5 separate regions of the Mus musculus genome follow, and regions 2, 3, 4 and 5 are each linked to region 1. A link is a loop called in an ENCODE intact Hi-C map of the cell type or tissue named here. Cell type or tissue: left cerebral cortex. All regions are shown on one strand.

Region 1 (5,000 bases):
TAGGTCAGAAGAAACATCCCCGCAATACATGAGCTAAATAAATGGTTGCTCTTTAAAACTAGTATTGGGAGGGATATATTTTCTTATATGGGAAGGCTAATTGATACAAACAAGTTGTGTCTGAGCTGCCCATGAAGGTGTTTCAAGAAACCATGGACAGAGCCCTGCCTGGGCATACACTGTGGATGAAGAGTCTTCAATGCCTTCTCCATAGACTCAATGTGTTTTCTAATTTGATTTTTTTTGTTTTGTTTTGTTTTGTTTTTTTCGAGACAGGGTTTCTCTGTGTAGCCCTGGCTGTCCTGGAACTCACTTTGTAGACCAGGCTGGCCTCGAACTCAGAAATCCGCCTGCCTCTGCCTCCCAAGTGCTGGGATTAAAGGCGTGCGCCACCATGCCCGGCATAATTTGATTTTCTATTGTTGTGATAAATCCCATGACCAAATGCATCTTGGCAGGGTAAGAGGTTTATTGCAGCTTATACTTCCAAGTTTCAGTACGTCGTCAAGGGAAGTCAGGACCGGAACACAAGCAGGAAATGAAACAGAAACTATGGCGGAATGCTGTCTCCTGCTTTGCTCACTGGCTTATGTTCAGCTAGCTTTTTTTATACATCCTGACAATGCCTGCCTAGGGATGGTGCCACCCACAGTGGTCTGGGCCCTCCTGTATCAATTTGCCATCAAGACAATCCTTTACAGATGTGGCCACAAGCCAATCTGATAAAAGCAATTCTTCAGCTGAAGTTCCCGGGTGACTCTAACTTGTATCAGGTTGACCATAAAAGTCAACCAGAATAGTGTGACAGGTTGTTCTCAGACACACATGCTCACTTGTCCTCAAAAAGTAGAATAGGGTAAAGGAGTCAATTTAACCTTTATAAACACTGAGAGCTCCTGGGCTCATCCCTTGTCCTCCTTGCTCACCATACTTATAGAAGTCTCCTCCATCCCTAGACAGCAGGCCCTTGAAAACTGAATGGTATAGAAGAAGGTACCAGTAATTCAACAGCCAAATGAGAACAATAAACAGTGACGGTATAACTGGTCCAGTAGATGACCCTCACGCTGGTGAAAAGAACCTGACAAGCGAGCTCTCTTTGGGGAAGGACAAGGAGAAACCTTTATTGGCTCTTGGTGGGGACTTTGAAGGATTCATTCTGATACCTGCTAAGCTTGGCAATGGCAGACCTTGGATAGGAATGGAAGATCAATGCCAAAGGATGGCAGGTGATTCACCAGCACTGAGGAGAAAGAGCTAGAGCAAGGGTTAAGACCACAAATGTGACAGGCCAGCACACAGAAAACCCAACCCGCAAAGAAGAGTCTGAGTGGAAACCTGTCAGGCACCACAAGAAGGAGAAAATGTCTCTATTAAGTCTGGTGGGCAAGACCAAACATGGCACTGAAGCACAGCCACTGAGTTCCTTGAGAGTGCTGAGAAATACACCCCTAGATGCTACAGCATGCAAGCCTCCAGGTTCCCCTGAAGAACCTCTAAGGAGGCCATCGTGGGCTGGAGTTATAACCTGGTAGAGTGCCCCAAGGTCCATCCCGACTACCGCGTAGACTTGGCATGATGGCACAAACCTGTAACCCCAGCACTCAAGAGCCGGAAGGGGGAAGATCCGAAGTTCAAGGTCATCCTTGACGACCCTGAAGGTTCAAGGCCAAATTAGAATACATGAGATCCTATCTCTATATAAAAGATGCTACCAGTGGCCAAGAGCAGGTCACCCAGGGTCTGTAGTCACCCCAGGACTTCTGACGGATGTCTGAAAGGCATCCCATACTTTAATGAAGCACTGAGAGTTGGAGGTCTCACTTTGTTATCTAATTTCTCTGAATTACCATCTCTTCACCCTGAAGGCGGAGAGCAGATCTATTTCACCATGTTATTGCAAGAATTCTAATTCCAGGGAGAATCTGAGGGGTAAAATTTGTGCAGATTTTTGGAGATCATTGGATCTCGAATATTTTTCTGCCCATCAGACACATACCGCAATGGTAGTTTCTGCTTCTCGTTTCTCTTAATGTGAGAACTGTAGAAATTGAGCCTTTTCTATTAACATACTGATGCTAGTGATTTATCAAATTAGCACAGAGGTTAATGGCATAAACAGGTTTTGGTTTCAACTCCTAGAACATCATTCAATTAGGTATTTGACCTTGGGGGAAAAAAACCCTTAATCTCTCCCCCCTTACTTTTCTCTTCTGCAAAATCAACTTAATGATAGTTTCTGTGTTTTGAAGAGTTAATGAGTTAAACATCACACAGCAATTTGCATAACACCAGGTACATTGGTAAGGGCTGATTTATAAACGTTCAATGTTATTCCCTACGCTTTGCCGTTAGTCTGCCTTTTTATTATTTCAACTCCTAGCAGTACCACAAAGAGATAAAGCACAGAATAGCAATGAAGAAAGATGAGGCAGGACCACTGGCCCTGTAGCTGAGCTACAAACCCTTACTTTGTTGTGAGGACAACAGGAGCTACTGGGGGTTTCTTGGCCTACACTAGTCTCAAATTAATGGGCAGACAGACGCCCCCAGAGTGGTGGCCCCCAACCACAGCACCTCCTCACCTAAGACTTCTGTTTGCTGCACATCTCGGCAAGTAGAGGACATTCCAAAGTCCTGGCCCAGGCCCTGGCCTGAGGGCTGCCCACCTGCATCTGGGCACTCTACAACTATCTAAGACGTTATTCGTTTGTTTCCGGGCTAGAATCTCGTGTTCCCCCAGCAGACTGCAGAATCTACAAAAACGGAAGATGATGTCCTAGACATGACTATGCCCAGCACCTGCAGTAGATCCTGACACACACCAACTGGTGACGCATGCGTGTTGAATAAGTAAATGTCCATTTCTATGAACAGTGAGCCCTGGTGCCTACTGGGAAATGTATAATTTACAGGAAACTTTATGCGTCCTGAGCACGCTATTATCCCATTACTAAAAATGAATGCTTGTAGAACCAAGGGGCTTTAATCACGTGACTGAAGACATATCTGCATTTGAAAGAAAACCACACAGAAACCTGTGTCTGCCAGGTGCTCTGGGAAAGGCCTGAGTTCCTATCCTAGATGAGCAAAGCCCTGGTCTGGCCCCATGGCCCAACAAACATAGTGAAGGAGAAACCATGCTGAGCCCTGGTCTCAGAAAGGACCTCAGCGGCTTTGAAACCTCGGGCTTGTTTCTTCTCTCTGTGACTTCCATTCATCCTCCAAGAACTAGGGCACGGAAATAAACTAAGGTCCCTGCCCACACTCAGAAGCAATTTGGCAATTCCAAGCCTCCTAAAGCCCCACTTCTCGATGTTCCGTAGAAAAGCCCCACACTCTGCACCAAGACCCTCTAGCTTCTCACCCCAGGCCCACTGCCAACCATGACGCAGAGGTCCCCTGTGCGCACAGCCACCCCACACTCAATTAAACTTCTTGCAGTTCCAGCACCGGCACCTTGCGATGTACATATCTGGTTGTCTGGCTCGTGTTTCCTCTGCGCAGCCCTAAATAGCGCTTGAAAAGAAAAGCAAACTCAACGACAAAGTTTTCTCTCTCTCCCGCGCAGGCAGGCTGCCGCCCCATCTTTCGGCTGACCCAGAATCTCTAGTTTTGCTGATTTCTTACTGTAACTGCCTCCTCATTTACCACACAGTGGAGATCTGATCCCTTCCTACTGAGACAAGTAGTTTTTGCCTGCTCCTTCGGGCTTTTAGTATTCTTCCAAATTATTCTGATTGATATAGACCTCCATCCATGCTAATTATGCATAGCTTCTCTTATAAAGTGTGGTTTCCATGGTGACGGCGAGGGGAGAACAGGTGTGCGGGAAAGCTGCGCTATATTAAATGACAGTTACCCTCTGCCTCTCCTATGCAGATTGCTTTTCTCTACATTTATTTATAGCAGGCAGTAATTAATCTGTGTGAATCTCATTGCTGGAGGGCGGGGGAGGGGAGAGGGACACAGAATGATTAACAAGAGTCCTAATTATCCACGTACCTGTGAGTCTGAGAATTCTGTTAGCACAGGATAATTCCAAAGTAGAGGAGTCAAATTTACCCTTGCACAGAGATGCCACTGTGTGACAAGCAAGGCTTTGCCTATGAAAGGAGACAATCTTCCAGCTGCCGAGCCTCTGTGTAGACATCTGGGCTGCAGAAGGTTCCAAAGTGGACACTGGGACCCTCTTCAATGACCCACCAAAGTATAAAATTAGATCAGGCCAGAGTCCCAGACTCCAGGGACTGTCCAATTGTACATATCACAGCGGAAATTCCACTCTTAAGCAGAGGAGGAAGGCAGGAAAGCGTTGCTGGTGGCTGGTCTCCTGTGGGGTCCAGAATGCTGCTAAACTGAGCCCAGGAAAGAGCTCAAGACAACAGACCAGGCCCAGCCCCAAGGATAACACTGAGTCTCTAAAGGCCTTGGGCATCCCACTGTGCCTCTGAGCCTCAGTTTCTCTAGCTGTATACTATGCATTAAAATGCAAATTCTCAGGGCCAGAGCAATGGTTGAGTTTGGCTTGCTATTTGAGGGGAAACCATTCATCATGGCGGTAGGAGCATGTGGGAGCTGGTCACACTGCATCCACAGTCAGATGGATGCCAGCACTCATCTTCTCCTGAGGTTTCCTTTTTATTCAGTCTAGGATCCCAACCCATGGGAAAGTACTGCCCACGTTCACATCTCAGTTTAACTCAGTTAAAGTCTAAGCAGAAACAGTCTCACAGACACACCTCAGGCGTGTCTCCAAGGTGAGTCCAAATCCAGCAAGCTACCAAGGAAGCTTAGTCATCACCCTGCTCCTGTGGTAGATGGAGAGGGGAGAAAAGAATAGAAGAATGTAGATTACTTGGCTCATCCCAAAACCCACAGATGGCATCCCTGGGTGGCACAGTGCCACATGTCTCCAATAAGCAAGTCAGAGAATTCACCCACTCCTTCCAAGACTTCCCAGTGCGCTGTATGGATTCCCTCAGAAGTAAGGTGGGAGC
Region 2 (5,000 bases), 250 kb before region 1:
CACTGAAAGGTTTAGATAAAATAAAATAGTTACCTATAATCTCACTTTAAAGACAATAATCACAACTAATCATACCACGGCCCTTATCCTTACCTTTCCAGAAAGTGAGAAAACAAAAGGGAGTCAGGGACCCTGTGTTGTGATGATGTGGCTGTGATGTGTTGGTCCTCATGATGTGCCTATGATATCCTGGTCCTAGTGCTTAGATTATACATCCTCTCAAAGAGATTAAAGAAACAATGGTTGTGTTGACACAGCTCACAATCACAAGCAGACTCTGCCGAGATGGGGAGGCCCCTTTACCCTGGCCTAGACTCAGAGAATGGTACCCATTTGAAAGCCCTGACTGGAACCATCTCTTAGTCCCTCCTTCACTCACCCTTCTCATTAGCACTATGAGCAGCATCCTTCTTCTACCTTCTCTGTGACCCACCTCCTGAAGAGCGGCAAGCACACTGGATGCAGGTGTGAAGTGGTCCCAATGCACCTCTGAGTCCAGAGATCATTGGGTGGATAATGTGGAGTTTACTAAAATTTAAACTGGTTTTGTCCAACCATAGATTTTTTTTCTTACTTCCTTTTCTTATAGGATTCACTTTAGGAAAATCTGATAGTAAAAATTCTTTCTTAGTCTCTTCGCAAAGTAAACTGTCTTTGGGTACTAGATTGCCAATATTATAAATTGTAAATGTCTTCCTCAAGAAGCTGGGAGCCATCCCTTTAAATGTGATCACTATACCACTTAAGGCCACTATTTCCTAGTCTCCGTGGGACACTAAGAGACTAACTTTCCTAAGCACTAAGTACCATATGTTGATGGATAAGTAACTTTTTAACTTTCCGAAAAATATCTTCCATCACTCTTGCACTGGCTCACCGAAGGCTTCAAACTCCCTCTCCTTTCACCTGAGCAGAGCCCATGGAGTGCTTCTTCCCTATTTAAGTGAAGTATTCCTTGGGTCTTCAATGAAGTATTCCTTGCCTGTTTAGCTTTATTTTCTGTGTTTTTCGATTGGTGAGGTCATTTAATGGAATAACCTAGAAGCTTCTGTAACACTCCACAAAGACAAAAGGAAACCAGATGCACAGAGTTAGACAGCATGGTTTGGGTGCGAGAGAGGGGTGATGTGTTTGTCTGCTGTCATTAGGACAAATCACTTGAGATGCAACTGTAAAAGGAGAACAGGCTTCAGTCCATGATCACCTGGCCCTGTTGCTTTGGGCTTGAAGCCAAACAGAACACCATGGTGAGGAGCAGGTGGTAGAGAAAACCTTCTCATCTTGTAGTATCTAAGAGAAAACGGAGCAACAAAAGAAAGGATCAGTATCCCAGTACCCTAACCCCTTACCACTAGGACACACCCACTAAAGTATTGATTCTCAGCTTGTTGGTTGTGCCCCCCTTGGTGGTTGCCTAAGACCATCAGAAATCACAAATATTTACATTCCAATTCATATCAGTAGCAAAAGTTACACTTGTAAAGTAGCAATGAAAATAATTTATGGTGGGGGGGTCATCATAACATTAGGAAATACATTAAAAGGTCACAGCATTAGGAATATGTAGGCTTAGATTGTTCAAAACCTACTTTTAATAAGGATTCTTAAATGTCTTACTGTCCCTTCTAGCCCACCACCCACCAGAGGTAGTGGAAATGAAAGGTTAACAGAGCTAAGGAAGATGTGTTTAGAAACATTGGAGCAAATATAATCTGTGTTGTCAGGATATCAGCAGTTCAGCTCACACAAGTCAGCAGTGGCAGCTTGATCCACTCAAAAATATCCTTCATGAATCAGCAATGGAAGGTTGATCCAGAAGAAACCACAAGGCTCCACCAGTTGGCCTGCGTCCATAGAAATGGCAAGAAGCAGCCACCGGAATACCACCAGAAGATTTTTTGGTACATTTCTATGAAGTCATGACAAATGATGGCCAGCAAAGAATGGCAAGGTGTACCAATGCCATCTAATGTCATCCACTGGCTATAATTATACTCTTTTCAAGTATCTCATGATCTCTCAAGCATCCGCTCTAGAAAAACATCACATGACCTTTTTCCAGGCTACCTCCAGAGAAGCACCACGTGTCTGTTCTTAGCAAAACATCCTCTCATAAGACATTTTCCAGAAGAACATCACATGACACAATTGAGTCTCTGAAGAAACTAAAAATTTCCACTTCAGGAATGTTGAGAACCACTGTCCTAAATGGTTCACCACTTTCCAGGAGTGCCACTGGCTGGAGATAAAGCCAGATAAAGCTCATGAGTCTTTCAGCGACAACTAATTCCCAATAGTGATATCTAATCTTGGTTGTCAACCCAAGGTCCCTCGGAAGGGAGGAATGAACTGAGGAGCTGCCTCCATCAGATTAATCTGTGAGCATGTCTGTGGGGCATTTTCTTGATTGGAATCAATGTAGCTGGGTCCAACCCAATGTAGGAAGTACCATCTCTGGATAGAAGGGCCTGGGCTCTATGAGAAAGGCCACTGATTGAGCTGGTGGGAGCAAGCAGTGTTCCTCCATGGTCTCTGCTTCAGTTCCTACCTCCTGGTTCCTGCTTTGCTTCCTTTAGTGATGGACTGTGGCATGGCACCATAAGCCAAACAAACTCTTTCCCGACCCCTGAGTTGCTTAAGGTCATGGTGTTTATTATAGCAACAGAGAAGCAAACCAGGAGAGAAACCACAATAGAAGCAAAGGAAAGTTTGTAATTTGAATGTTTATTTGTGTTGGTAGCTTCTAAACAATAATCCTGCTACATTGTACCTGTAACTATGTAACTAGAACCCTTGGCTTTCTCCTGGGAGAATAAGAATTAGTAAATCAACTTTAGAAGTATTCAGCAGTGTCTACTGAAGCTGGATATCTGCCAGTCCTGGGAATGGCAATTCCTCTCGCAAGCACCAAAACAGCCGAAAGGGAGTTGTGTGAGCCAAACTGTGTGTAAAGGAGAGCTAATCTCAGCAAAATTTGTCATCAGTTCTAGTTGAAAATACTCCAAATTCCCATCAAGAGGAGAATGAATAAAATGAGATGTGTGCATTGTGGAAAGGGAGAGGGAGGGGGGGGGGAGGAGGAGGGAGAGGGAGATGGAGAGGGAGGGCAGAGGGAGGAGGAGGGAGGAGGGAGAGAGGGAGGAGGAAGAGAAAGGAGAGACAGACAGACAGACAGACAGACAGACAGACAGACAGACAGACAGACAGAAAGACAGAGAAAGCAGAGGGAGAGAGAGCTGTAAAATGAACCGGCTGGAAGGGTATGTACCGATATGAGGAAACTTTACAAACACTTCAGTGAGCAAAGTAACTGAGAGGAACAGTGGATGCATTGAACAACCCCACATAGACAACATTTTGACACAGTCACAATCCACAGATTTTGAGGTCAGAACAACAGTAACCCCCCACTAACACAGGAATAAAGGGGGAATTCTAGGAGATTTGGGAGGGCTGGTCATACTCTGTGGTTGATCTGCTGGCCAGCCCATATCTTTGCTCTGTGAGGTTCTCTCTGCTGAAGGTACCTGAACACACACACACACACACACACACACACACACACACACACACACACACAAAGGGTTCTTGTTTATTCTTTCAGTGTGTCAACGCTTCCTGGGCATCCTTAGGCCCATAGGTGCAGAAAGATGCATCTCTTGGCCTATGACAGTCCAGCATCAGGAACAAGAGACCCTAGACTAAGGGTTCTCATAAGATGGTCTCCTGGCATGCAGCATCAACAGTACATGGCACTGGTTATGAATTCACATTTCTGCATCCACACTCCCAGACCTTCATAACACAGGTAGCAGTCAAAAAAAAATGGTGTTTTAGCAAGCACTCATTGATCTGATACAAGTTTGAGGTCACAAAACCACTTCTATATGTCCAACAGAGCACTTAAGAGCCCTAACCCTAACCCTAACCCTAACCCTAACCCTAACCCTAACCCTAACCCTAACACCCCTAATGTAGCTTCCTTGCTTTCTTTTCTAATGAGCTTGTTCTGAAGAGATGGCAGTAGAATGGATCTCTGGCAGTCACACACACACACACACACACACACACACACACACACACACACACTCCCCATATCTCTCTGGCTAGCTTCTCTAGTTTCATAGACAGGGCAGAGATAACAGGAAATTGTCTGTTACTCAACCCATGTGCTGATGATACTGCTCCAGGGAGGCGACTCAACACCAGAGCAATTGTGTAGGAGAAAAAAACACCAAGCCATCACGATGTCCAACAGGGAGCTGTGGCCACCGTTCCTGTGCACAACCCTTGGTCCTTCCAAACTTGGCATGTGGCATATGGGAGTCCACATTCATGTATAGAGGAGAGCATCTCTGTTCTGCAGACGTGAGGCTATAGGCTTCTGGCATTCTCTACCCCTGTTATTGCTGTCATTTCTACCTTCCTGCCCTCTAGAACCGTAACACAAAGCTAGCCTATTTAAAACAAACCCGCCACAATCTGCTCCAGAGAGATTTGCTCTGAATTTGCCCCAGACTGAAAACTGCACACGGCCAAGGTTTAAAAGCTTATGTTGGGAGAAATTGAACATTATCTCCGACTAATGTTTTCTTACCATACTTAAATTTCCAGAGGCGTTTACAAAAATTAAACATCACTGACAGCCGAGTCCTTTATTTATGAAGCCAGAAATAGGCATCAATCCTGCAATCACGTTATTATTTTTCTTATTGCTCTTGTCAGTGTATATTTCACTGTCACTGGATGGGATGAGTTTAGGGTGGTGTGGGAATAGAGTGTTTATTGACGTGTGCTTTCTTGATATTAAAAACAAACCATGGGCTTCTGTCTTAAGGTCTTGGAAAAATTAGTTATGCACATGAGAGATTAAAATTTAGCTCTGATTTGCGTTTTTAAAACTAGTTCTTCAGAACTGGAGAAATAGCTCATTGGCATGTTCATAGCATATGTGGAGCTCTGAGTCCATCACTCAGCCTCATGTAAACTGGTTGTGGTGA
Region 3 (5,000 bases), 81 kb after region 1:
CTCTTTCTCTCTCTCTCTTGTGTGTGTGTGTGTGTGTGTGTGTGTGTGTGTGTGTGTGTGTGTGTCTGTTTGTCTGTGTGGTGCATGCACACATATGGGAGAGTATACGTGCCCAGAGGAGACCAGGTGTTCTACTTACCACACTGTGCCTTACCGCCTGAGACAGGATTTATCACTCAAGCTGGAGCTAGGCTGGTGGCTTAAGTCCCAAGGTCCTTATGCCTCCATCCCCACATCACAGGTGATACAAATGCAAGGACCGCACACAGCTTCTTACACGGGTGCTGAGATCCCAGGTCACACAGCGAGCACTCTCACCCAGAGCCATCTCCCCAGCCCCTTGTCATGCTGCCTGACAACAAGGAAGAATAGCTCTTTCCCAGTCCAGTCACTGGATGCTGGCTGGCATTCCTATTTACATATAAAATATAGTAATATTCTTTTAGAATTGCTTTTTGAAAACCATCAATAAGCTGGGCAGTGGTGACACATGCCTTTAATCCCAGCACTTGGGAGGCAGAGGCAGGCAGATTTCTGAGTTCGAGGCCAGCCTGGTCTACAAAGCGAGTTCCAGGATAGCCAGAGCTATACAGAGAAACCCTGTCTCAAAAAACAAAACAAAACAAAACAAAACAAAACAAAAAGAAAGAAAAAGAAAAGAAAATAGAAAAAGAGAAAAAGAGAAAAAGAAAACCATCAATAATTGTTTGCCTTCAACACTGTAGTCTGGAGCGAAACCCCAGGCCTCTCCCAGCATCTTCCTGTGGGTTTCCTGGTCAACCTAAAGCACCTTTGAGCATTTTGCCATAAAAAGGATCAATAGATATGTCATCAAATTGTCACAGAAAAATGTTAAAGTCCAAAGATGGGTCAGAGTTTAACAGCACTGGCTGCTCTTCTTGAAGACTCCAGTTTGATTCCCAGCACTCACACAGAGGCTCACAACCATCTGGAACTCCAGTACCAGAGATCAGATGCCGCCTTCTATCTTCCCGAAGTCTCTAGGCACGTACAGGATACATAGACATACATGCCAACAAAACACCCATAAGCATAAATCCAAAAAGGTTTTAAGACCTAGGTATCAACACTGGGGAAATGACTTTGTGGACAAAGTGCTTTGCACACAAGCATAAGGACTTGCATTTGACCCCCACCACCCATGTAAACGTAGGCATGATGACGTGCATCTGAAATTCCAGCCCCGGGAAGGTGGAGACAGGTGGATGCTGGGGACTCCAGATTCAGTGAGAGACACTAAGTAAGGTGGACAGCAGTGAAGAAGGAACCCAGCCCTGACCTCTGGTGTCCATGGGAATGCATGCACACAGGTGAGCTTGCTCACACACACTGATACATACATGTGAGAACCACATGTGGGACCTTCCTCGGAATTCCTACAGGCACAAAATAATCCATTTGGGGTTAAAGCAAAAGATTATTTTCTTTTTCCCAGTCCTTTCTTAGCGCAGTGGCAGATTTGGAGGTGCGAGGGAGGGTAGTGTTTACTTATGTAGGATTCAGATCATGGCCATCTATCCAAAACAGAATGCCCACCTTCACACATGCTCACAGAAATTCTAGCGAAATCAAGCATAACTAAAAAGTAACTTTGAAAAAGGAAATCCCAACCTAACCAGATGTCAGATACATTCTAAAATGTTACATTCAGTTACTCTTGGATTTCACACCTTCTCCCCCTTGGGTATTACCAAAAATGTATTAAATTCATTTTTTTCCTTCATATACTAATTCCATAATTCCATCAGTGAGATGCTGCCGGGTGTTCTGGCATGAATCTTTGTTTACAAAACCCGAACTGCTTGCTGCTCTTGCTTCAATTCCCTTTCGTGTGATTTTAGATTTCTTTCCTCCTGATATTTGTTCCGTTACTTTACAAGGAAATTAAAATCTCGTCCAAGGGACATTTGTCTTCAGTTTCCAGTATCTTTCCCATTTTTCAAAACTGTACCTCTGTTCGCTGGACTCCACATCCTGCGCTGTCTTTCTCTTTCTTCTCTGCACCCTGTGTAACTTCAGGAGTTAGGGAAGTAGAACCAGAAGAAACCGGAACCGCTCACAAACTTGGAGCCTCTCTGCAGGTGGGAGAAAATGAGGACAGTCTTTGCTGTTTTCTGTGTTATCCCGGTTTGCTTGCTTGCTTGCTTGCTTGCTTGCTTGCTTGCTTGCTTGCTTGCTTGCTTGTTTGTTTTTGTTTTCTATCTGATCTTAGGAGAAGCAGCCTTTGATAAATTGTTCAATCTACTTGTTTTTTTTCATTTTCACATTTGGAAAGACAGGGCAAAGCTTGGTGGCTGGACATTCTAGCGCCCCCATGCTTCTCTTCCAGGTATTGCTTCTCAGTGATTGTCCTCCAAGGAAGGAGACACAGGAACCTGCTTGGCCTCTGTTTTCATGGGCTTTAGAATTTGACAGACAGAGGTTCGAGCGTCAGGTGTACCACTTTCCATCTCAGTGCAGGTGGTCAGTGAAATGCCCCCACGGGCGCATGTGTTTGAGAGTTTGGTCCCCAGCTAGAGATGCTGTTCTTAAAAGGTTGTGGGAGCTTTAGGAGGGAGCCTCCCTAGAGGGTAAGTAGGGATGGGTAAGGCTTTACAGCCCAGCCCCTCCTCCTGTCTCCTTTCTTGTTTTCTGACTGTGGATACAGTGTGACCGTCACCCTCATGCTCCTTCCCAGCCCTGTCAGTTGTCCCCTAAAACCGAGCTGAAATAAGCTCCTCCCTTCTGAAGCTGTTTCTTGTCCCCATAACTAGAGAGGTGACAGATATACTAGGGGGTTCTAGAAAGATGTCAGAACTCCCAACACATCAGTCACACCTGTAAACTCCAACGGCACCATCACCCTTTTAGGACTGTAATGCAATGGTGAGTTATAGACTATGTGCAAGGCCCTGGACCCAGCGCTTCAGAATGGGAAGCAATATTTGCAGTCACTGGCCAAGGACTAGTATCTAAAACATAAGGGACTCAACAGCACAACAATAATAAATTGACAAAACAAGCCAATTGCATGAATGGTATTTATCAAAAGAATATGTATGGATGGCCAACATGTATACAAAAATGTGTCCAATGTCACTGGTCATCACAGACATGTAACTCAAAAACACAATGTAACACCATCTCAGTCCCCAAACCTAGCAAATATAATAAGCATACATATAGGGACCAGGAAACCTTCAGGCAGTCGTGATGCAAATGTCCATTAGAATAGACATCGTGGAGAGCAGAATGGGGTAGCCCTCAAAAACCTGCAGCTGGGAGCTAGAAAGGTGACTCCTTGTCAGTACTGCTCTTGCAGGGGGCAAAAGTTTGGTCCCCAGCACCCATGTCAGACACAACCACAGACAGCTCCTGCTCAAGGGGATCCAGTGTCCTCTTCTGGACTCCGTGGACATCTGCACAAACCCAGAAACACACATTTTTAAAAGAAAAAAAAAACCAAAACTAAAACTAGAATGGACAAGATGGCTCAGTGGGTTAAGGCCAAGACTGGTGACCTGTGCTGAACCCCAAGGATCCACATAGTGGGAAGAAAAAGCCAAGTTCCCCCAAGATATCCTCTGACCTCCACATGTGAGTCATGCACACATGTGCACAGATACATATGTGAATATACACAGAGAGAAGGAGAGAGAATAAATGAAAGGATAAATATAATGGAAATATTTAAACAGAAACAGAACAACCAAATGATTCAGAAATCCACCTCTGGGTCTGTATGCAAAGGAAAGTGTGTTGTAGAGACAGTAGTCATCTTTCCCACACTTACTATAGCACTGTTCACGACAGCCAAGATGTGGCATCAGCCCAAGCCTCCACCACATATGAATAGGTGAATACACACCATGCACACATGCAATGGGATAAACGCCTCCATAGCAGCATGAGAACTCTAGAACACTTTCTGTTTTTTTAAAGATTTATTTATTAAAGATGTATTTATCTTGTGTATGTGGGTACACTGTTGCTGTCATCAGACACAGCAGAAGAGGGCATTGGATCCCATTACAGATGGTTGTTAGCCACCATGTGGTTGCTGGGAACTGAACTCAGGACCTCTGGAGGAGCAGTCAGGGCTCTTGACCACTGAGCCATCTCTCCAGCTCCCCTAGAATACTTTATATCAAGTGAAATGTCAGACACAGACTCAAAGTGTGTCCTCACTTCCATATAGAAACTTTAAAAAGCTGATCTCAAAGAGTAGAGAGTAGAAGAGAGGTTACTAAAGGCTAGGAGGTGTGAGGGTGGGGGTGGAGCTGCAGAGGGGAGGGTTAACAGGTTCAGGCATAGGAGACGTAGCTTCTAATAACAGTCAACAGCCCAGTAGGGAAACGATGCTAGGTAATATTCAATGCTTATTTCCAAGTATCTAGAAGCAAGGATTGTGAACGTTCCCAACACAGCAGTTACCCTGATCTGACTATTACACACTATGCACATGTGTTGAAATCCCTGACTCTACCACATCCGCATGTATAATTACCATGTATTGACTCAAAGTCAAAAAGAGGACAGGAAGTTGAGAGGAAGGTAGGGTGGGACACTAGGGGGAGCTAGACAGAGATAGTGATGGAAGGATATGATCAAATTACATCGGATGAATGCATGATGTGCCTGGTGCCTGTGGAGATCAGACGAGAGCACTGGATTCCCTAGAACTGGAGTCATAGACAGTTGTGAGCCACCATGTGGGTGTCGGGAACTGAACCCAGGCCTCCTACATGAGCAGAAGTTAGTTGTTCTTACCTACTGAGCCATCAATCTCTCCAGCCCCAATGTTGCCTTTCTTCTTGATGCTTATTAATCTTCAAAAAAGTCACAGCCAAAAACGCGTACTTACTATAGAGCCAACAGTTGTGTCACAGAATTGTTTAGGGTCTCTTATTCTATGCTTATCCTACATTTCCAGTTGACTCCCATACCTAGATGTTTTCCTCAAGGACCAGATTTTTCACCCCTCGCTTCTGACACATAAT
Region 4 (5,000 bases), 160 kb before region 1:
TAGCCCCAACACATTCTCTTTCCCCTCAACTGTATCTTTTTGGCCCTTGTATTCTTCACTTTAACATCTTACTTTTTATAGTCTTCCCTACCTACCCTCTCTGATAGCGTCTTTTAGCCCCCTCTCTGGCCCCTTTCTGGTCTCCTAGGCTCAGCCTACATTCGCTGCCACCTAGATAAACATATATTATAGTCAAGCTATGATCCATATATGAGAAAAAATGAATTATTTGTCTTTCTGAGCCTGGATCATCTCCTGTAATATCATGCTTTCTAGGTCCACTCATTTCCCTGCAAAGTTCGTAATTTTATTTTGCCCTTGTGACTAAATAAAATTCTACTGCCAATCATTTTAAGAAGCCCACCTTTCCTTTATCCATCCCTTACAGAAATGTGCTTTAAGGTGCTATGAAAACAGAGAAATTTTTTTTGGCACCATGATAGCAAACTTAAAACCAGAAGAAAGTTTTATAGGTCACCTGGCATCTTGTTTAATTTTTCTTGTCAACCTGACACAACACAGGGCACTCCTGGAAGGAGGAAGCCTCATTGAAGAACTTCCCAGCTCAACTTCATCTGTGGCTATGTCTAGGGGTCATGATCCTGGTTGCTAATTAATATAGGAGGGCCCAGCCCACCATGGGCAGCACCATTCCTAGGCAGGTGGTTCTGGGCTCCACAAGAAAGCCAGTGGGCTGAAGTAAGTAAGCAACCTTCCTCCATGGTCTCTGCTTATGCTTCTTGCTCTGTCTCTGGTTTTCAGTGCCTGTCAGGATCCTCCATCTACCAGCTGCTCTACTGAGCAACTTCCTCCGATCAAGGAGCTCTCAGTGTGTGAGTCATCAGGAGCATCATCCCACCTTCAACGTGTTTTGTTTCAGTGCACTTCCTTACTGCTCGTCCAGCAGCATCTGAACAACATGACTGCTAGAGATAATGTATAAAGGCATTGTAGAAAGCACCAGCAACACCCTCATTTGTTCATTTATATTTTTTATACCTAGTTTATTTGTGTGTATGGACCACGCGAGCATGTGTGTGCTCTCTCATGTGTGTGGGTGTGCAAGTTCCACAGTGCATGGAAAAGTCAGAGGACAGCTAACGAGTAGTCAGTCAGTTCTCTCCTTCCAACCACATAAGTCCAATGGGTCGTCAAGCTTGGCTGCAGTTGCTTTGACCCACAGAGCCGTTTCACCAACCTTCATTTGGCTAACAAATAATTCATGAGCACCTTGTACATGCTAGATACTGTTCCAGCCACTGGAGATAATGCTGACCAAGAAAAGTCCCCTGTCTCAGGAAGCTGACCCTGCCTTCAGAGAAACCAGTCATAGGCATAGGATGTCAGAAGATGACGACCATTGTGAAAAAAAAAATCAAGCAGGCTAAGAGAAGCAGTGCAGAGAGGATGGGACCCAGGGATGGTGCTTTATTTCAAATCCTCAAAGATAATCTCTCTCCGAGGAGGTGACATTTGAATAGAAACAAAATGGAATGCCAGACAAGCACTCTCGTCTGGGGAAGAAAACAGTGTGGGCAGGGAGAATGGAAGGTGGGAGGGAATCAGTGAGTCAGAGAGTCAGGAGGAGGCCAAGTGTGGACAGAGAGCCTCCCTTTGCTGCCCTTGGAGGCGGAGAATGGGCAGACCCAAAGCACTAAAGTGTTCAGTGAGGAGTCTTCAGAGAATTTGGAAACAGCCACGTGGTGGCACCCCCGAGGATTTTGAAGAGTTGCATGGACAGCTCCAGGCAAGGAGGCTGCTGAAGAAACAAGCCAGTAAGGAAGCAACTGAAGTAATCATGACAGCGAGCAGTGAGAGGAGAAGGAGCCACACTCTGGGAATCGCTTTGGAAGTGGGCACACCAGCTGAGAGGTGAACAGGAAGTCACGCTTGGCTCTACCACTTTGACCCAAGAAACAGAGTATAGTGAGAAAGTTGTGGCCAGGGTGAATCAGGCAGACAGAAAAGAACGTCCATTCTGATTGGGGACACAAGCTTGACAGAGCCGGCCTTTGGGTAGAGACTGGTGCTGACTTTTTTATTTGTTTTGTTTTGTTTTTTCGAGACAGGGTTCCTCTTTCAAGTTTGGTCCTCCTAAGAAAAGTTGACACAAGGCAGCACATTCAAAAATCATCACACATGTGACTTGTCATCAAAGCCATGAGCACCTCCATGATCAAACTTCTGGATTTTTCTAAGTAGCTACATTTGATGCACTGGTTGATAGGATCAGAATATAGAATAATCGAAACCTCTATCTCAAGAGCCCATATTGCCAAACCAGAAAGGCTTCCAAACCTACACAAAATCATTTTACTAGTTCTACTCATGGAATCAGACAAATATGAAGTATGTGTGAGCATGAAGAGGTAAAGGTGACCGAGGGAGGGGATTTAGACCAAAACCACCTAGAGGTGTACAGTAGGGTATACCCAGTGGCAACTCATACACACAGAGAGGCATATGGAAGGATAGGTGCAAGATGACTATGGATAGATGGATAGACAGGCAGACAGACAGACATGGGCAGGCAGACTTGCAATGGGCATGGATACTTGATTTGCCACAAGGAATATGTCCATTTCAAGATTCTGCCCCCCGTTGTCCTCATTTAACTCAGTACTTTCAAATTTATCTTCCTGTGTCTATTCCTTGCTTGTCCCAACCCAAAATTCCATTTTTAAGCTCACTCTTGTCAACCAGACTTGCAAGAGCAGTATTTTATGCGCTAACTTGTGATCTGTTATTACTTTCAAAGATGACACTGGGTTTCTCACCTGGTGTGCTCCAGAATGACAGAAAAGAGGCCTCTAGTGGGGAAACGAGATTTTCATAGTTTAAACCCTAAAAATAACAGTCCTATAACACTGAATCTCATTACCAAGCAGCAAGTGCTGTCAATGCTCTTCATCGCTGGTGTTCACGAGACACATCCCAGAGCCCACGTACTGACACCTACCCACTAAACACACACACACACACACACACACACACACAGAGAGAGAGAGAGAGAGAGAGAGACTCCCAAGCTATGCTGTTACCTCTGGTAAACCCAAGGAGTGTGCGCCAGATCAAGACTCCCGTCCTGTTGTGTTATTACAATTCACTGCCTAGGAAATGAGTCTGTGGCTGCAAGCCCTTCAGTTCCCTGTATGGCAGATTTGGGCAGAACTGGTGGGTGTAAATGAATGCAGCTGCACGGCTGGACTGTGAGGAGGAGGAGGGAGAGGCAGACCCAGGGTAAATTAGAGGAAGAGAAAACGAGAGCAAGAGGCATGGCCCAACTCCCTCCAGCTTCCTTGGTCACTGTTCTCCCATGGTCAGCCCTAAACAGATAATGACAACGTTTCCACATGTGCAGCTAAATCGTTATTCTCTGGAGAAGCCTAAAAGTTCAACCGGCAGGCTGGTAAACATTCCTGAATCTTTAGCCGGCAGTGGAAGGGATGTAAAAATCAGCATTTTATCCATCACTGGACTGACCTCCCTTGGCCTCAGGCGGGAGATATTTACAAGAAGATAATGAAAACATATGAGCAAGGAGGACCAGCTGTGCCAGTACACGCATGCTTAGGTCCTGCTCCGCTGTGCTAGTAAAGGCTCTTGAAGGTCTCATGGGAGAAACAATACCTAAGGAATCTTTGGGGGACATTCCATAGGAAAAACATCACTATACACACCACACTGGAGCAGGCACTTTTACTCCCTAACTCCCCCACCCCTTCCTGAGGGCTTTCTAGAAAACCAAAGCTCCTTATTCTGAAAATCCCTGAATTAGTAGAATACACATTAGCAGAGAGCACATGGTTGGTAGGTGGGAGGTAGGTAGATACATAGATACCTACATGTATGCATACACATACACACATACATAAATTCATGGGCAGATTGGTTATTCAGTTATCCAGATCCAATAACACTTGATAACCTATGTTCTAAAGCAGTGCCAACATCCATGGGGCACTATGGCATTTGCAAATGACTTCTCAGCCCTCCCCCACAGAATGCCCTCAACAGGCTCTGGAGAAGCAAGATGGGTGCTTTCCACTTCACAGTCAAGAAGCAAATGGCCAGAGTTAAGGCATCAGGGGTTGCATTGGACACTCTCACACTGCTGCAACCACAACACCTGACAGAAACAAGTTGAGGGAGTGTGCTAGCTTGACCTATGCATCTACACCATGGCCCAGAGTGAAAGGAAATCAGAAAGGGACTCCAGAAAGAACCTGAAGCAGGAACTGAAGCAAAAGCCATGGAAGAACACTGCTCAGTGGCTTGCTTGCTTCATGGCTTGCCCAACTTGCTTTTTTTATACAACCCAGGACCACCTGCCTAGGAATGGTACCGCCCACAGTGGGCTGAGCCCTCTCACATCAATCACTGATCAAGGAAATACTCCACAGATTTGCCCACAGGCCAATCTAATGGATACATTCCTCAACAGAGTTTCTCTGTTCCCAGATAACTCTAGTTTATGTCAAGTTGACCAAAACATACATACAAACAAAAACAACAAAAACAAAAACAAAAAACAAAAAACCTAAGCAGCACAGGGGGAATATTTTTGGGCTCATGGTCCCAAAGGGATTTCTATCCATCCCAGAAAGGAAGACATAGCAGAAAACTTCATTCGAGGCCACCAGAGAGTGTGGCAAAGGTTCCTCACAACACCATAGATCAAAAAGCATAGGGTCTAAAGGGCCCAGGGGCAGAGCTATGATCCTCAAAGGCCCACGGGTAGTGACCTGCTTCCATTAGCTATGTCCCACCTCCTGGTGGTTCTGCAATCTCCCAAAAGAGCATCACCTGCTGGGGACATTCAGATTGAAAACTTAACAAGAGCTGAAGTCAGTGTGTAAGGCACAGCAGGACAGTCGTTGCTGGTCCCAAGACTGCTGTCCACCTGAAAACACTATGGTAGCTTGCCTTTCTTTGTGGGAAGAAGTGGAGAGGGAGGAAGCAGACAGACCTGACCATTATGAGTATGAATTTGTTAATCC
Region 5 (5,000 bases), 330 kb before region 1:
GTAAGTCCATCATCACAGGAAATCAAGGCAGGGACCCAAAGGCAAGATCTGAAGCAGAGACCATGAAAGAATGCTGCCTACCAGCTTGCTGTGCAGCCAATTTTCTGCCAGAATTTCACAATCTGTCTTCTGACAAATCAGTTTGAAATCATTTAAAGTCTCAATCTCTACCAGGTATGGTGATTCATGCCGATAATCCTTATCTAAAGAAGCTGGGGTAAGAGGATCACCTGTAATTCAAGATGAGATAGATACACATAGTGAGTTCTGTCTCAGCTAGGACTACAGAGTGAGCTACTGTTTAAAATAACAATTAAACAAACTAAGATACAAATGCATACATAAATGAAAGAATACATAAGTGAAGACTTCCTTTCACTCCCTGGCATTTATAACATAGATGTTTAAACAGAGGCACACTCACAGCTTTGAGAGATACACTGAATGGGCCAGGATTGTTTAAAAGTATATGTTTGTGGCTCCCCCCCCCCCCCCGAAGAGAGTCCAGAGCTTTCATCAACTCATAAGGGAATCTAAGCCTCAAGGAAGCTTGAAAGCAATTGCTTTAAATCATCTTGAATGTCTCCTAAATTAAAGCCAGCCCTTGGTGAAACACCAGGAGCTACAAATTTAGGTCTTGAGACATTGCGTCTGTTGCTTTCCTGGTGTCTGTCAGAGCTGGGGGGGGGGGGGGGGAGGGGTCCAATCAGGTGAATCATATGCTGGGCTCCAAGGGTTCTTTACAGTGATACAGTGACTATTTGGGGGCTTGGTGGAGTTGGAGAGAGGCTATTGAAGAGATGAGTGTGGTACCTGAGCCAGCCTGAGCCAAGCCTAAGCCTGTCTGTTCTCTGCACACAATTTTCACCCCAAAACACAGAAACATAAAATAAACCAACTACACATAAGGTAGGACAGAAAGAATGACAAGAGATTTGGAAGGGTGGAGCTACCCTCTGATGATACAGGGGTTAGTTCACCAGGAAAATACAATCATTTAAAATGCTATGAACATGCCGAAGATCAAAGCCCATGGGGCTGAGGAAATGGTTCAGTCAGGAAAGCGCTTGCGGCACAAGCATCAAGACTAAGTGTGGATCTCCGACACACATAAGAAGTCAGGTGTGCTTTCTCTAGCTCCTTCATTGGGTACTCTGTGCTTCCAGCCCCCTAGGAGGAACAACAATATGAACTAATCAGTAACCCCAGAGCTCCCTGGGACTAAACCATCAACCAAAGAAAACACACGGAGAGACTCATGGCTCTAGCTGCGTATGTAGCAGAGGATGACCTAGTTGTTCATCAATGGGAGGAGAGGCCCTTGGTCCTGTGAAGGTTCTATGCCCCAGTATAGGGGAATGCCTGGACCAAGAAGTGGGAGTGGGTGGGTTAGGGAGCAGGAGGAGGGGGGAGAGGATAGGGGATTTTCGGAGGGGAAACTAGGAAAGGGATAACATTTGAAATGTAAATAAAAATATCTAATTATTATTATAATAAAAAATGTCAGGTGTGTTCTTGCAATCACAGTGCTGCCAAGGAAGAGACAGGAGGATTTCTGGGACTCTGTTGCCACCAGCTCTCCCCTAATCAGTGAGCTACAGGTTCACAAAGAGATCCTGTGTCCAAGAGAAAGAACCAGACAGACAACTCTAGAGAAACAGCACCTGCCATTGACCCCTGACTTCCACATACAAACTCACATGTATACACACACACACACACACACACACACAAACTCGCAAACATACGATTAATGCTCTCCAGAAAACAAAAACCAAACTTCATGATTTTTGTTTGTCTGATTGTTTGTTAAATCAAACACTGGTAGAAATAGATATGTAAGAACACTTGAGCCAATCAATCCTCAAAAAAAGAGAATTTTTTATAACAATTTATGACAGATAAGTGTCATCTATGAGTGTGTTTTTACAAATTGTACCCAGTCAGGTCTCACAAACTAAAGGACCAGGAAGCAAAGGCTTCGAAAGCCAGGGAAAGGGGAGGCCACCAGACTGAGCCGCAAACCCACGCTCATCTGGCCCCCAAGTCAACACTCTTTCCAGGGGAGCTTGCTAGCAAGAAATAAGAAAGATAGTACAGAATCAAAATCTTTTTTAAAATCTACATAATTCATTTGGTTGAGTATATTTCTCTTCTCCCCAGTGGCAGCTTCTTGCTATTTTCCCCCACCTGTTAATTACTCGGGGCTGGTATGGGGGCGGACTTGGCTTCCTGAGGCAGCCCAGGCAGGTTGTCACGCTGTCAAGGATCCCTTCATTAGCAAGCTGTCAATATGCTGCCAACAGCCACCATTTGGTTTGTTCAGGGAGCAGAGCTGTGGTGTGGAGTCTTGGCTCCATCAATTAGAGGAATTAAAAAAAAAAAAAAAAGAAAAGAAAAAAAGGCAAGAGGCAGATGTCTTCCAGTCTGTTCTCCGCAACAGACTTGGGATATGGCGTGGGCTTTCACTGGGAGGAGGGCGGTGGGGGTGGGTTAAGGGAAGTGTCAAGGAGGAGGAAGCTAACAAAAGTATGGCGAGCAAGACGGAGGCGTTGAAAGATATAGACTCCTCGTGCCACGGGGTTCTGAGTAATGCTAGCTTTGGCCATGTCCTTGCTACAGTGGACAGCTCAAAAATCAAGCTTTTAAAATGGTTAGGAAGCCACCAGTTGGATTTTAAAAGTGAAAGGTGCCATTTGCCTACAACCTTTTCAAAGTTACCCTAATGAAGCAGAGAAGACCTGCCAGTCCCTGGCAGCCCTTTTACAAGCCTGCACTCTTTCTGTTAATTGGCACCGTCAACCCCTGAGCCTCCAGGCCCCTAGACTTCCCAGTCACGGCGTGCCTGCAGACATGTTGCTTTTCAGAGGGCCTCGTGTAAAAGAATGACAGAAGCCTAATTTTTGAGCAACTCTTTGCAAAGCTGGGGTAACAATAAAAACTTTATTCCTGGAGTCTCAGACCCTACTCTGCATCTCTTCCCACAATGCCTCGCAGCTGTGCCCACCTAAACTGTGCTCAGATTCTCTACAAGCAGGGAGACCTTGGGACCGGAAAGGGTTTGCAAAGCTTGCCTCAGAGCTGTCTTTGTTGTGGAAGGGAGTGTGCACAACTCAGATTTCAAGAACTGACAAAATATAGTCTGTTGTGGAGGTGCGTGCCTGTGATCCCAGTCCTTGAGTGGAGGAGGCAGCAATCGAAAGGTCAGGCTGGAGACATGGCTTAGACATTAAGAATACTGGCTGTTCTTCCAGAGAACCTAGCCTTGTTTCCCACCCATAGGGTAGCTCACAACCACCTGCAGCTCCACTCCCAGGGGATCCAAGGCTCTCTTTTGTCTTCCATGGTTATCAAGTGTGCACATAGACACACATGCAGATAAAACATGCATATACATTAGGAAATTTAAAAGAGTTTAAGGTCATCCCCAGCTACATAGTAAGCTCAAGGACAGCCTGGGCTACGCGAGCCTTTTCCAGGGTGCGCGTCTTCACAGGAAGTACCTCTTTCTTTTGCTTTTTCCTTCCTTCCTTGCTTCCTTCCTTCCTTCCTCTCTCTTTCTTTCTTTCTTCATTTCTTCCTTGTCTTGTCTTTCTTCCTTTACTTCCTTCTATTTTCTTTCTTTCTTCTTCTTCTTCTTCTTCTTCTTTTTTTTTTTTTTTGGTTTTTCGAGACAGGGTTTCTCTGTGTAGCCCTGGCTGTCCTGGAACTCACTTTGTAGACCAGGCTGGCCTCGAACTCAGAAATCCGACTGCCTCTGCCTCCTGAGTGCTGGGATTAAAGGCATGCGCCACCACGCCCGGCTTCTTTTCTTTTCTTTTCTTTTCTTTTCTTTTCTTTTCTTTATGTGAAACATTCATAAAACTGGAATGTTCGGAAGTCATAGAAAAGAAAAATTAATGGTCGATGCTGCAAACAAAGAAATGGAAACAAACAAACAAACAAAGCCCAGAAGGAGAAACACATCTGCTATAACCATTGAGTGAGGACATCTTGCACAGGTAACTAACTGCAGAAAAAGAACGGCAGGGCTGCACGCCCTTGTCACAGGCTGTATATCAGTGTGTGGTTTTACCCACAATTCACAGAACAGAAGGAATTGATTTAATGGAGCAGAACTGGAAACATGAACACACTCATATCCAAATCCCAACCTTAGCACTCATTCACGGAGCAACCCAAGGAGAACATTTAATATTTGTGATTGCCTAGTGAGATCCACAGTAGAATCACAAGAGTAGACAGATCCACATCCAACCCATATATGTGACAATATATACAAGCACTACATAAATCCACAGTCCCCCACTTGATCTCTGCAAGCCCAGATCTCTGTACAGATTACATGCCCCCCTACACAGGTTTCTTTGAGCCCTACAGTAAGTTTCATTTCCCCAAATGAGTAGAAAATTTGTTTCCACCTGTAGTAAGTTCTCTTTCTCTGTTACACCAATGAGGATATTAAAGGGTTGGACTATCATTAACCCCAGCCAACCAGTGAATGTTTTTGAACACATGCACCAAGGAAGGGGCATTGGTCTATTGCAGCTATTTCTGTATTCCTAGACAGATGCGGGAACCCAGTCCCCTCACCATAAGGCACATATGAGTACCTTCAGTCCAAAAGGAGAACAGGGGGATACACAAACTCAAATAAGTAAGCAGAGTCCCTTAGAGTTGGTAGACTCTTGGTTCTGGGGCCCCTCCTCTACTTAGATAAAGCATGACAATAAACTTCACTTTGACCTTGGCCTGAGCTACTCTCTTGTCTCTTAATTCTTCATTATGCAGAGGGAAGGAATCCATCAGGCTAGCTGGGACCACACTTTCCAAGTTCTGGAGAAATGCAATCCAGGTTTTTCTGCAGGCTCTTCTGAGGCTCTGGTGTTCCAAATACCCACAGATTTCAGGAATACTCCAGCCTTTAGCCTGCCAGACAGTTGGAAGGACAAAGTTGTGTCATGGCAGAGAGAGGGCTCAGAGTAGAGATCCAGGAAGCC

The links. A loop is a pair of places that touch in the nucleus more often than their neighbours do. Peaks named below come from ENCODE experiments on the same cell type or tissue, not always from the same donor. Only the 100,000 strongest peaks of a DNase experiment are listed, where the experiment ranks them.
Region 2: a loop joins it to region 1, with 3 times the contacts of the local background. A loop is called at or near these places in 2 of 42 quality-filtered maps.
Region 3: it touches region 1 in a loop (2.2-fold over the local background); 2 of 42 quality-filtered maps call a loop at or near these places.
Region 4: a loop joins it to region 1, with 5 times the contacts of the local background. A loop is called at or near these places in 2 of 42 quality-filtered maps.
Region 5: it touches region 1 in a loop (3-fold over the local background); 3 of 42 quality-filtered maps call a loop at or near these places.

Annotation. Positions count from the first base shown.
Region 1 is chr9:113,504,203-113,509,202 of GRCm38, forward strand. The region is part of intron 2 of AU023762 (expressed sequence AU023762); the gene reads right to left. Among named protein-coding and RNA genes, the nearest start is that of Gm36540, 38 kb to the left of the region's middle. In left cerebral cortex, no CTCF peak of the experiment used is centred here; DNase peaks (open chromatin) are centred at 2,886, 3,589, 4,073 and 4,825; H3K4me3 peaks cover 800 bases; H3K27ac peaks cover 3,639 bases.
Region 2 is chr9:113,257,541-113,262,540 of GRCm38, forward strand. No RefSeq gene overlaps it. Among named protein-coding and RNA genes, the nearest start is that of Gm36367, 36 kb to the right of the region's middle. In left cerebral cortex, no CTCF peak of the experiment used is centred here; DNase peaks (open chromatin) are centred at 2,916 and 4,331; H3K27ac peaks cover 2,195 bases.
Region 3 is chr9:113,585,121-113,590,120 of GRCm38, forward strand. AU023762 (expressed sequence AU023762) reads right to left here and starts at 2,032. Exons shown (of 5, transcript NR_040760.1): 1 at 1,973-2,032. In left cerebral cortex, a CTCF peak has its summit at 2,357; DNase peaks (open chromatin) are centred at 1,566, 2,338 and 2,836; H3K4me3 peaks cover 287 bases; H3K27ac peaks cover 1,602 bases.
Region 4 is chr9:113,339,425-113,344,424 of GRCm38, forward strand. The region is part of intron 4 of Gm39436 (predicted gene, 39436); the gene reads right to left. Among named protein-coding and RNA genes, the nearest start is that of Gm39436, 17 kb to the right of the region's middle. In left cerebral cortex, a CTCF peak has its summit at 2,794; DNase peaks (open chromatin) are centred at 833, 1,624, 2,914 and 3,746; H3K27ac peaks cover 4,673 bases.
Region 5 is chr9:113,175,022-113,180,021 of GRCm38, forward strand. It overlaps Gm4657 (a long non-coding RNA gene), which reads right to left. Exons shown (of 3, transcript XR_871299.1): 3 at 1-230. Among named protein-coding and RNA genes, the nearest start is that of Gm4657, 22 kb to the right of the region's middle. In left cerebral cortex, a CTCF peak has its summit at 2,183; DNase peaks (open chromatin) are centred at 2,251, 2,538 and 4,928; H3K27ac peaks cover 4,561 bases.